Regions from separate parts of the Homo sapiens genome. Here region 1 is linked to region 2. Evidence: chromatin loops called from intact Hi-C (ENCODE). Cell type or tissue: CD4-positive, alpha-beta T cell. All regions are shown on one strand. Each heading gives the region's core, and the rest is flanking DNA. Links, peaks and the distances in the headings are about the cores only.

Region 1 (4,000 bases), core at 1-4,000, 52 kb before region 2:
ACCTCAGGTGATCCACTCGCCTCGGCCTCCCAAAGTGCTAGGATTACAGGCATGAGCCACCATACCCGGCCTAATTTTTTATTTTAATTCTCTGTAGAGGCAGGGTCTCACTATGATGCCCAGGCTGGTCTCCAATTCGTGGCCCCAAGCCATCCTCCCACTTCTACCTCCAAAAATGTTGGAATTATGGACATGAGCCACCAGGCCCAACCACGTTATGGTTTTGATTTGCCCTAATTAGTAATGACATTGAACACCTTTTCATGTGCTTATTGACCATTTGTAGTGGTTATGGTTTTGATTTGCCCTAATTAGTAATGACATCGAACACCTTTTCATGTGCTTATTGACCATTTGTAGATCTTCTTTGGAGAAGTGTCTATTTGAATCCTTTGCCCATTTTTAACTGGTGTGTCTTTTTACTGTTGAATTTAAGAGTCCTTTATACATTTTGGACAGTAGACCCTTATCAGATATACAATTTGTAAATATTCTGCGGGTTGTCCTTTTACTTTAATAGTGTCCTTTGAAGCAAAAAGTTTCCAGTTTTGAAACAGTCTGATTTATCTATTTTTCTTCGGTTGTGTTTCTGCTGTCATATCTAATAACCATTGCCTAACCCAAGGTCATGAGATTTACACTTGTGTTTTCTTCTAAGAGTTTTACAGTTTTAGCTCTTACATTTAGGTATCTGATCCGTTTGGAGTTAATTTTTGTATATGGTGTGAGGTAAAGGTTCAACTTCATTCTTTGCAGATGGGTATCTATTAATAGTTGTTCCTGCACTATTTGTTGAAAACACTATTCTTTCCCCCATTGAATGGTCCTGCACCCTTGTTGAAAATCAATTGACAATAGATGTATGGGACCTGGGAGCTTTTTAAAAATACCTGAATTTCACCACAGGCAAAATGAGACAGATTCCCTCAAGGTGGGCCCTGGGCAATGACATTTGACAAAGTCCACCTAGTGAGTCTAACATGAAGTGAGGGCTGAGAGCGAACAATCTAATCCAACCCCCTTGTTCCATAAATGAAAGATCTGAGGTCTCAGTAGAACCAGAGGGGCTGGGTGCAGGGGCTCACGCCTGTAATCCCAGCACTTTGGGGGGGCTGAGGCAGGTGGATCATTTGAGGTCAGGAGTTCAAGACCAGCCGTCTTGAACTATTAGTAGAGACCAGCCGTCTCTACTAATAATACAGAAAAATTAGCCAGACGTGGTGGCACACGCCTGTAATCCCAGATACTCAGGAGGCTGAGGCAAGAGAATCGCTTGAGCCCAGGAGGCGGAGGCTGCAGTGAGCCGAGATTGTGCCACTGTACTCCAGCCTGGGCAACAGAGTGAGACTCTGTCTCAAAAAAAAAAAAAAAAGAGACTCTGCCACCAGATTTGTTAGACTGGAATGGATGCTTGGAGCTAAAAGAAACCCCAGGGTAAAGGGGGATAGGCGGCCCGGGGTAGGAGCTGCTCCCATCTGAGCCTGCCTCTGTTCTCAAACAGACTTCCGGAGCCATCCCACACATGGGAAACCAACCAACCAACCAACCAACCAACCCAAACCACTCAGATTATACGTCAAAGAACTGGGTTCTCCCCAAGGGGAAGAGCCTGCACTCCCCACACAGAGTCCAGGAAGAGATAGGTCTCAACCCAAGGCAGGTGGGGCCCACAGAGCGGGAGGCAGTGCTCAGCCCTCCAGGCAGAGCTTCTCACCAGGAGGAGGAGATGGTGAGGCCTACCTTGAAATAACTACCTTTAACAGAGGAAACTTACACTCCCAAAAGGCAGTTTTAAAATTAGGGCAGCAGCAGAGGCTGGGGCCTCCTCTGGCCCCATCTAGCATTTTGCTATGAAATGATCAGGCACACGGGGCCCTTCACCTGGAGAACAGGGAGGGTGAGCTACAAACACCCCATTTACTTTCAATGCTTACAGCTAAGCTCAGGTTTCAGGGTGGGGGTGGGGGACTACAGATCATCTGGTTTAAACTTTGATCTTTCAAAAAGATAGCCAAGTAAGCCAATTCTGGCCTTGAGACAGTGTGGCCTGGAATCTTAGCGAGTGCCTAAGGGGCCCAGTCTTTAGAATTAACGTTTTAGTCTGGACAAATCCGCCCAGGGATTTGTTCATCCAGACAAGAGGCCTTTGGCATTTGGGGAGAAAAGGTCAGACAGGGCACTGATGGGATTGTTATTTAGGCAAGTGCTACACACCCGTCCTGAGCTAGTGGGACCCCGGGAATTCCCCAGTAGATCTTGCCAGGTGCAGGAACTGCCACAGGAAAGGGGTGTCTGGAAGCAGGGCAAACACTCCTGTTTCTCCCTCTGTTCAATCTCTCCAGCAGATGGCTTGTTTTTTTGCTAGTATTCAAATGATCCGTAAACTGGGCCCTGCTGGTGGAAGGGTGAATATGCGAGGCCCTGGAGTAATCTTTAATCGTGGTAAGGGTTTTGTCTTTGACAACTGAAACTCCTGCTTGGTGATCCTTTTCCTTTTTCCTGTTTTGAGAGGCTCTGATTCAACAGTCCACCCGGCCAAGTCAGGGCCATCCTATTCCAGTGAAAGCAGAGAGGGGTGTCTCAGGGTGGGCATCCCAGCTAGGGTGGAGCTGGCTTGGTCTGGAAATCTGTGATCTTGACCATGTACAGCCCCCACAGACTTGGGCTTGTTTCATGCATACTCGGTCCCTGCGGGCTTCCTACTCTCTGAACCCAGGGTACGAAGATCCCTTTCAGAAGCAGAGTGAGTTTGGAGCACTGAGAGGATTAGGGGCCTTTATCCGCATAATTGAGTCCCCTCGATCCAGAGGTTGGGTGCTCACCAGCCTGCCTGCCCTTTGCTGAGGCCACAGGGCTCCTCTCCAGGCCTGCACCTCACAGAGGCTCCGTGAGCACTGGATGAGGGGGTGAATGAATCCCTGAGTCCATCTGGGAGGTGACTCCAACCAGAAATTTCAGGCTTGGAGTTTGAAGTTTGCCAGCAGGCAACTAATTCGTGGTGTTAAGAGTTACCTAAACTTGCCCTTAGCCTCCTGTGAGTGGGTGTTGGCTCCCAAGCACTAGGATGGTGTAGGGTACACAATTTGGGTGGGTTGGCCAAGCACGGTGGCTCACACCTGTAATCCTAGCACTTTGGGAGGCCAAGGTGGGTGGATCACGAGGTCAGGAGTTCGAGACCATCCCGGTCAACATGGTGAAACCCTATCTCTACTAAAAATACAAAAATTAGCTGGGCTTGGTGGCATGTGCCTGTAATCACAGCTACTTGGGAGTCTGAGGCAGGAGAATCGCTTGAACCCAGGAGGCAGAGGTTGCAGTGAGCTGAGATCACGCCACTGCCTTCCACCCTGGCTAAAGAGCGAGATTCCGTCTCAAACAAACAAACAAACAAACAAAAAGCCATTTGGGTGGGTTAAGAAATCACTCTGGATTTGGGGGTCTCTTTTTTTTTCCCTTGACAATATTCAGTCCATCTCAGATTCCTTGGATGCATGAGACAGACAACATTAGCAGTGTCTTGGGAGGATTTAAAAAAAGAAAAACCTGACCATGACCACAGAGAGAGAAAGAAGAGAAAAGAAAAGAAGAGATCAAAATAGGATTCTATAGCCAAAGAGTAATTATAGGATCGGGAGGAACCAGTAGAGACTGAAACCTCTGACTCATAATTGCTCCATTAAAAATGGTGAAACATCTGCCCTGGCCGAGGAACAGGGCTACACTCTCACCCTGGCTCGCCCCACCTACAAGCCTTCCTGGGGCTGGCATGAAGGGGTGGCTGTCTCCAGGAGCGGTGTGGGTATGACGTCAAAGGACAAAGGGGCCCCTGCTGCTCTCAGGGGCAGATCTGACTCCTGGCCCCAAAACAAGGGAGGAGTGGTTTGTCCTGCAGGGGGTGGGGGACCAGGGTGGGGCAGCACTGGGAAGGTGTGGGTTCAGTTTTCTAGGAAAGGCCTAGGTGGTCCTGAGTGCTCTCACTACACCATGGGAAGAGGACCGA
Region 2 (6,460 bases), core at 1,187-5,186:
CTCAGGCCTTTACTGGCAAGGGCCGGAGAAACCCTCACAGGTTTCAGAAGGGTGCATTATTCTTCCCCTTCTGCAGATGAAGAAACTGAGAATTAGAGAGGCACAATCCCGGCTGGGCGCGGTGGCTCACGCCTGTAATCCCAGTACTTTGGGAGGCCGAGGCAGGCAGATTACAAGGTCAGGAGATCAAGACCATCCTGGCTAACACGGTGAAACCCTGTCTACTAAAAATACAAGAAATTGGCCGAGCATGGTGGCGGGCGCCTGTAGTCCCAGCTACTCTGGAGGCTGAGGCAGGAGAATGGCATAAACCCGGGAGGTGGAGCGTGCAGTGAGCCGAGATCGCGCGACTGCACTCCAGCCTGGGCGACAGAGCGAGACTTCGTCTAAAAAAAAAAGAGGCACAGTCCCTTGACCAAGGTCACAAAGCAAGAGCCACCATCAAGACAGAGGGAAACTTCACCTTCACTCCTCCCAGAGGTGCTCAGCCTCCACCACAGGGCTGGGCTGCCACATCCCATTCATACTCCCTCCTCCTTGCTGACTCAATGCTGCCCTCCCCACCCAAGACCTAAAAGGTCAGGAAGGTAGGGTGGGGCAAGGGAGGAAGTCGAAGCAGGGGAAAAAGGAGGCGGAAACCCCGCCATGGGGTGTGGTGTGGTGGGGGCTGGGGGTACGGTGCGGGGGCCAACCCAGAGCAGAGGCCTGCTCCTGAGCTCCCTCTGGTGGGCAAGGGGCAGAGGCAGGAAGCCAGGGAGGAGACAGTAGGGCTGAGTCAACACATCTTTATTAAACACCTGAAGTTACTGGGAGGAGGCCATGATGCTGGACACACCTGTGGGGAAGGAGAGACCAGACTGAAGGTGAGAAGGGCGGGAGACAAACCTCCAGCCACCTGCTACAGCACCCACAATTCTTTAGGGGGAGATCATAAACTCCTTCCAGGCCCCAGTTACCATCACAAAGGCAGTTTGGTGCAGTATTTTAAAAAGATGGACTCTGGAGCAAGGAGGGCTAGGTTCAAATCCCAGCTCTGCCAATTAACAGCTGGGTCACTTGGACAAGTTACTGAACATCTCTGAGCATCACCTACCTTCCTATCTTTAAGAAGCACCTACCTTATAGGATTGTAGGACCAAACGAGGTGCTTAGAACAAAGTGCCAAGGAAGTGTTGTTTGTAATTACCTACATGATAATATTTACTAGGTACTATTTGCAGGATACTCTTAAGTTTTTTTTTGAGACACAGTCTCATTCTGTTGCCCAGGCTGTAGTGCAGTGGAGCGATCTTGGCTCACTGCAACCTCCACCTTCCGGGTTCAAGTGATTCTCCTGCCTCAGCCTCCTGAGTATTTTGAACCTATCCTGTTTGACCCAGGACACAGAGCAATGGAGCCAGAACTGAGACAGAGGGAACCCTCCCGTCTACTCCCCCGGCAGGGCTGGGCTCCTACTTCCCTGAGATTCACACCTTCCTCCTCCTTTTCCTTGTTGACTCAGCACTGCCCTCTCCACCTGTGACCTAAAAGGTCAGGAAGGTGGGGTGGGGCAACAGAAGCCAAAGGGGAGAAGAAAGGAGGCCCTTTCCTCACTACAGAATCTTTTGCTGGAGTTCTCACTGAGAACCCCGACACAGCAGTCACGCGGCGTTTAGAGGTGAGATACCACGGGCTGCAAGTGCGCAGATGGCTGCCTGCTCAATGCTGTTCCCCAGTTAAGTACAAAATTAGCTGGTTTGTGTTAAGAAACCACGTTGTACCAAACACATCTTTAAAACACCTGAATCACACTCAAGCGGGTGGGGGAGACCCGGGATGAAGGCAGCAGCCCGCCTGTGCCTTTCTCCCTGGCTCCAGGACATCTGCTCAGTGCCATGATGAGCGGCAGTGAAGCAGCACCCGCTGCCGGAGTAGCCACTGCAATCTTTTTAGTTGAGCAAGCAGTTGAGCCTGTGTTAGTTACATGTGTGTAGACGATGGTCATAATGAACATTTAATGAACTGTGTGGTCACTTAGCTCTTTGCTAAGTGTTATACATGCATTCACACTTATGATGCCATGAGGTAGGTATGATACTATTTATATCATTTAGCAACTGAGGATCAAATGATGTAAGTGTAAGGACCTACACAGTGTTTATCATAGTTACTGTTGCAGTCGTCCCCATTTTTTAGATGAGAAAACTGAGGCACAAAAATGTGGAATCACCCAAACTAGAGAATCAAGATTCCTACTGTTCACCGGATTCCAAGTCTGCACATGAGGCTTGGGCACCCCAAGAATAAAAGATGGCCAACGAGACAGGCCTCAGGGACAAATAAGGGTGCAGAGACCCCCTGTGAGGCCCCGCTGGGCCCCAGGAAGTCTTGCTGAGTGCTATGGGGCAGGACACAGGGCCTAGAAGTTCCAGGGAAGATCACCCAGCTCCCCGCTATTCCTCCTGGGCGGGAGCCCCAAGACACAAGGTGAATGGAATCTGGCAGGTGCAGACTTCCCAGCCCAGAACACGAGCAGATCTACCCAGGTCCTCTGGGCCCCTGCCTCGGCCTCCCTTGAGGGGCACCCCCTTAGCCCCAAAGCCCGAGGCCGTGGGTCACCACTCACTGTCAAAGTCAATCTTCTCCACAATGTTCTTGGGTTTAATGCTCTCTTCTTGGCTACAGATGAAGATCTGCCCCGACTCGTCGGCACTCCAGCCGTATTTGCTCATCCACACCTTTAGCTGGCTGTCTGCAGGTGACAGGGGCAGCAAGGGGCTTCAGTCAGCCTGATCCCACAGTTCCAGGGGACTGAGAGGCAACAGAGTCATGGCTCAGGAAGCCAGGGCAGCCCCCCTTGCCCACTGACATCTCCTGGACAGCAGCAGCTGGCCTGGTCTCCTTGCTTCCGCCCCTGCCCTTCCACGGGTCATTCTCTGAATGGCCGCCAGAGGGAGCCTGTGAGCTCTTTCAGCCTCATCGTGGGGCTTCTGCCTTAATTTCTATTCCTCTGTTTTCTCTCCCTGGGCAAATTTTGGTTCCTAACAAGAGCAGCGTATTTATCTACCTTTTCCCACAACCTATATGAAACGGTTGCAAAATTATAACATGACCATTACCAGAAACAATACACTTTTTTTTTTTTGAGACGGAGTTTTTGCTCTTGTTGCTCAGGCTGGAGTGCAATGGCGCAATCTCGGCTCACTGCAACCTCCACCTCCCAGGTTCAAGCAATTCTCCTGCCTCAGCCTCCCGAGTAGCTGGGATTATAGGCATGCGCCACCACGCCTGGCTAATTTTGTATTTTTAGTAGAGATGGGGTTTCTCCATGTTGGTCAGGCTGGTCTCGAACTCCCGACCTCAGGTGATCCGCCCACCTTGGCCTCCCAAAGTGCTGGGATTACAGGTGTGAGCCACCGTGCCAAGTCCTGGCCAACGTGGTGAAACCCCATCTCTGCTAAAAAAAAAAAAAAAAAAAAAATTAGCTGGGCGAGGTGGCAGAGGCCTATAGTCTCAGCTATTTGGAAGGCTGAGGCAGGAGAATTGTTTGAAACCAGGAGGAGGTTGCAGTGAGCCGAGATTATGCCACTGCATTCCAGCCTGGGTGACAGAGCCAGACTCCACCTCAAAAAAAAAAAAAAAAAAAAAAAAAAAGTTAGCTTTTACTTGGCTGGATGCAGCGGCTCACGCCTGTAATCCCAGTACTTTGGGAGGCCAAGGTGGGCAGATCACTTGAGGTCAGGAGTTCAAGACCAGCCTGGCCAACATGGTCAAACTCCTTCTCTACTAAAAGTGCCCAGAGTGGAATGCAGTGGTGTGATCTTGGCTCACTGCAACCTCTGCTCCTGGGCTCAAGCGGTTCTCCTGCCTCAGCCTCCCGAATAGCTGGGATTACAGGCACATGCCAACACGTCCAGCTAATTTTTGTATTTTTAGTAGAGACGGGGTTTCCCCATGTTGGCCAGGCTGGTCTCGAACTCCTGACCTCACGTGATCTGCCTCCCTCACTGGTATGAGCCATCACACGTGGCCTTCCTTAGTTTCTTTTTTTTTTTAGATGGAGTTTCGATCTTATCACTAGTGCAATGGTGCGATCTCAGCTCACTGCAACCTCCGCCTCCTGCGTTGAAGCAATTCTCCTGCCTCAGCCTCCCAAGTAGCTGGGATTACAGGTGCACGCCACCACACCCAGCAATTTTTTGTATTTTTAGTAGAGAGGGGGTTTTACCATGTTGGGCAGGCTGGTCTCGAACTCCTGACCACAGATGATCCGCCCACCTCGGCCTCCCAAAGTGCTGGATTACAGGCGGGAGCCACCGCACCCGGCCTTCCTTAGTTTCTTGACTTCCTTTTCTACGTTTCTTTTTACAAAAGTAAGCAAATAAGTTATTTTTTCTTTTTTTGTTCTTGGGGGGATCTTTAAAAAATATCCATCTGATCAGAGCCCTACCCTGCTCAGAGCCCTCCGGTGGCTCCTTCTCAGTCAGGGGAAAGGACAAGGTCCTCCCGAGGCCCCACATGACCTGGAAATGCCCCTCCAACCCCCAGCTCTCTACTTTCGCCCATGCTTACTCTGCTCTGGCCACATACACCCTGGCTACCCATGAACGTTACAAGTCAGGGCCCTGCTCTACTATCCTCCTCTGCACTACCTCAGGCCACGGGCCTCTCTCTACGGAGGTAAGGGCTCAGATGCCGCTGGTCTGTGAGCTGTCTTGCTTTCCTTCATGACAGGAATCACCACTGGACACCTCCATGTCGCCATGTGCTTTGCTACCTCCATGAGAATGAATTGGAGCCATCCCACTTTGTTTACTGCTGCACGCCCAGTTTAGCACACTGACACACGGTAGGCACTCAATTAATGCAAAATAAATGAGCAAATGGCATAGGATCTCCCTCAAGGCAGAGACTGTCTTATACCAAGTTCTTATTTCCTCCTTGGGCTGGGCCTTCCATGCTGACCTGATGAGACCCAGACAGGCCTGTTGGAGGAGCTGACTGAGGTCCACTGCCCTAGCCACCCCCAACCTCCCAGATGTGCACCAGGACCCAGAGGGCGTTACCCGACAGATCCCCGAGCATCTCGGCCAGCAGCCAGCGGTCAATGTGCTGGTAAGTGATACCCACAACATGGCAGATAACTGTGGAGGTCAGAGACAAAACCGGTGAGCAGCTGTCCCCCCGGACCTGGCTGCCACTCCCTACCCCTTCCCCTTGGGGAGCCCAGCCTCAGAGAGGGACTTACACTTTCGGACAGAGTCTTCAAAGCCAGTTATACCTTCCAAGAGGTCCATGTTTTCATCCAGGGCTTGCTGTGATGGGAATTGATGTTCACAATGTTTATTCTTTTAAATTATTTGCTTTTATTTTTATTTATTTATAGAGATGGGGTCTCACTACGTTGCCCAGGCTGGTCTTGAATTTCTGGGCTCAAGTGATCTTCCTGCCTCAGCCCCCCAAAGTGCTAAGATTTTGTTGCTGCTGTTGTTACATAGACGAGGTCTCACTATATTGCCCAGGCTGATCTCAAACTCCTGGGCTCAAGTGATCTGCCCACGCTGGCCTCTCAAAGCGTTGGGATTACAGGGGTGAGCCACCACTCCCAGCCTACACTGGTAATCTTACCTATCAACAACGTTCTTATCAGTAATGTGTGGGGAAAAGAAAGATCAGATTGTTACTGTGTCTGTGTAGAAAGAAGTAGACACAGGAGACTCCATTTTATTCTGTACTAAGAAAAATTCTTCTGCCTTGAGATGCTGTTAATCTGTAACCTTACCCCGTGCTCCCTGAGACATGTGCTGGGTCAACTCAGGGTTAAATGGATTAAGGGCGGTGCAGGATGTGCTTTGTTAAACAGATGCTTGAAGGCAGCATGCTCCTTGAGAGTCATCACCACTCCCTAATCTCAAGTACCCAGGGACACAAACACTGCGGAAGACCGCAGGGACCTCTGCCTAGGAAAGCCAGGTATTGTCCAAGGTTTCTCCCCATGTGATAGTCTGAAATATGGCCTCGTGGGAAGGGAAAGACCTGACAGTCCCCCAGCCCGACACCCGTAAAGGGTCTGTGCTGAGGAGGATTAGTAAAAGAGGAAGGAACGCCTCTTTGCAGTTGAGACAAGAGGAAGGCATCTGTCTCCTGCCCGTCCCTGGGCAATGGAATGTCTCGTGTAAAACCCGATTGTATGTTCCATCTACTGAGATAGGGGGAAACCGCCTTAGGGCTGGAGGTGGGACACGCGGGCAGCAATATTGCTCTTCAAGGCATTGAGATGTTTATGTGTATGCACATCAAAAGCAAAGCACTTAATTCTTTACCTTGTTTATGATGCAGAGACCTTTGTTCACGTGTTTACCTGCTGACCTTCTCTCCACTATTATCCTATGACCCTGCCACATCCCCCTCTCCGAGAAACACCCAATAATGATCAATAAATACTAAGGGAACTCAGAGGCCGGTGGGATCCTCCGTGTGC

Evidence for each region. A loop is a pair of places that touch in the nucleus more often than their neighbours do. Peaks named below come from ENCODE experiments on the same cell type or tissue, not always from the same donor. Only the 100,000 strongest peaks of a DNase experiment are listed, where the experiment ranks them.
Region 1: it touches region 2 in a loop (2.5-fold over the local background); 22 of 110 quality-filtered maps call a loop at or near these places.

Annotation. Positions count from the first base shown.
Region 1 is chr19:38,684,338-38,688,337 of GRCh38, reverse strand. The region is part of intron 1 of ACTN4 (actinin alpha 4); the gene reads right to left. Among named protein-coding and RNA genes, the nearest start is that of ACTN4, 39 kb to the right of the region's middle. RefSeq lists enhancers at 2,303-2,362, 3,533-3,672. In CD4-positive, alpha-beta T cell, for the core only: no CTCF peak of the experiment used is centred there; DNase peaks (open chromatin) are centred at 1,617, 2,337 and 3,767; H3K27ac peaks cover 2,411 bases.
Region 2 is chr19:38,631,264-38,637,723 of GRCh38, reverse strand. EIF3K (eukaryotic translation initiation factor 3 subunit K) reads right to left here. Exons shown (of 8, transcript NM_013234.4): 5 at 5,228-5,294; 6 at 5,046-5,123; 7 at 2,606-2,731; 8 at 770-835. The coding sequence ends at 804. Among named protein-coding and RNA genes, the nearest start is that of ACTN4, 13 kb to the left of the region's middle. RefSeq lists enhancers at 367-506, 2,971-3,020, 2,124-3,082, 4,511-5,710, 4,966-5,757 and 2 more. In CD4-positive, alpha-beta T cell, for the core only: CTCF peaks have their summits at 2,724 and 2,931 (motif pointing right); a DNase peak (open chromatin) is centred at 2,933; H3K27ac peaks cover 888 bases.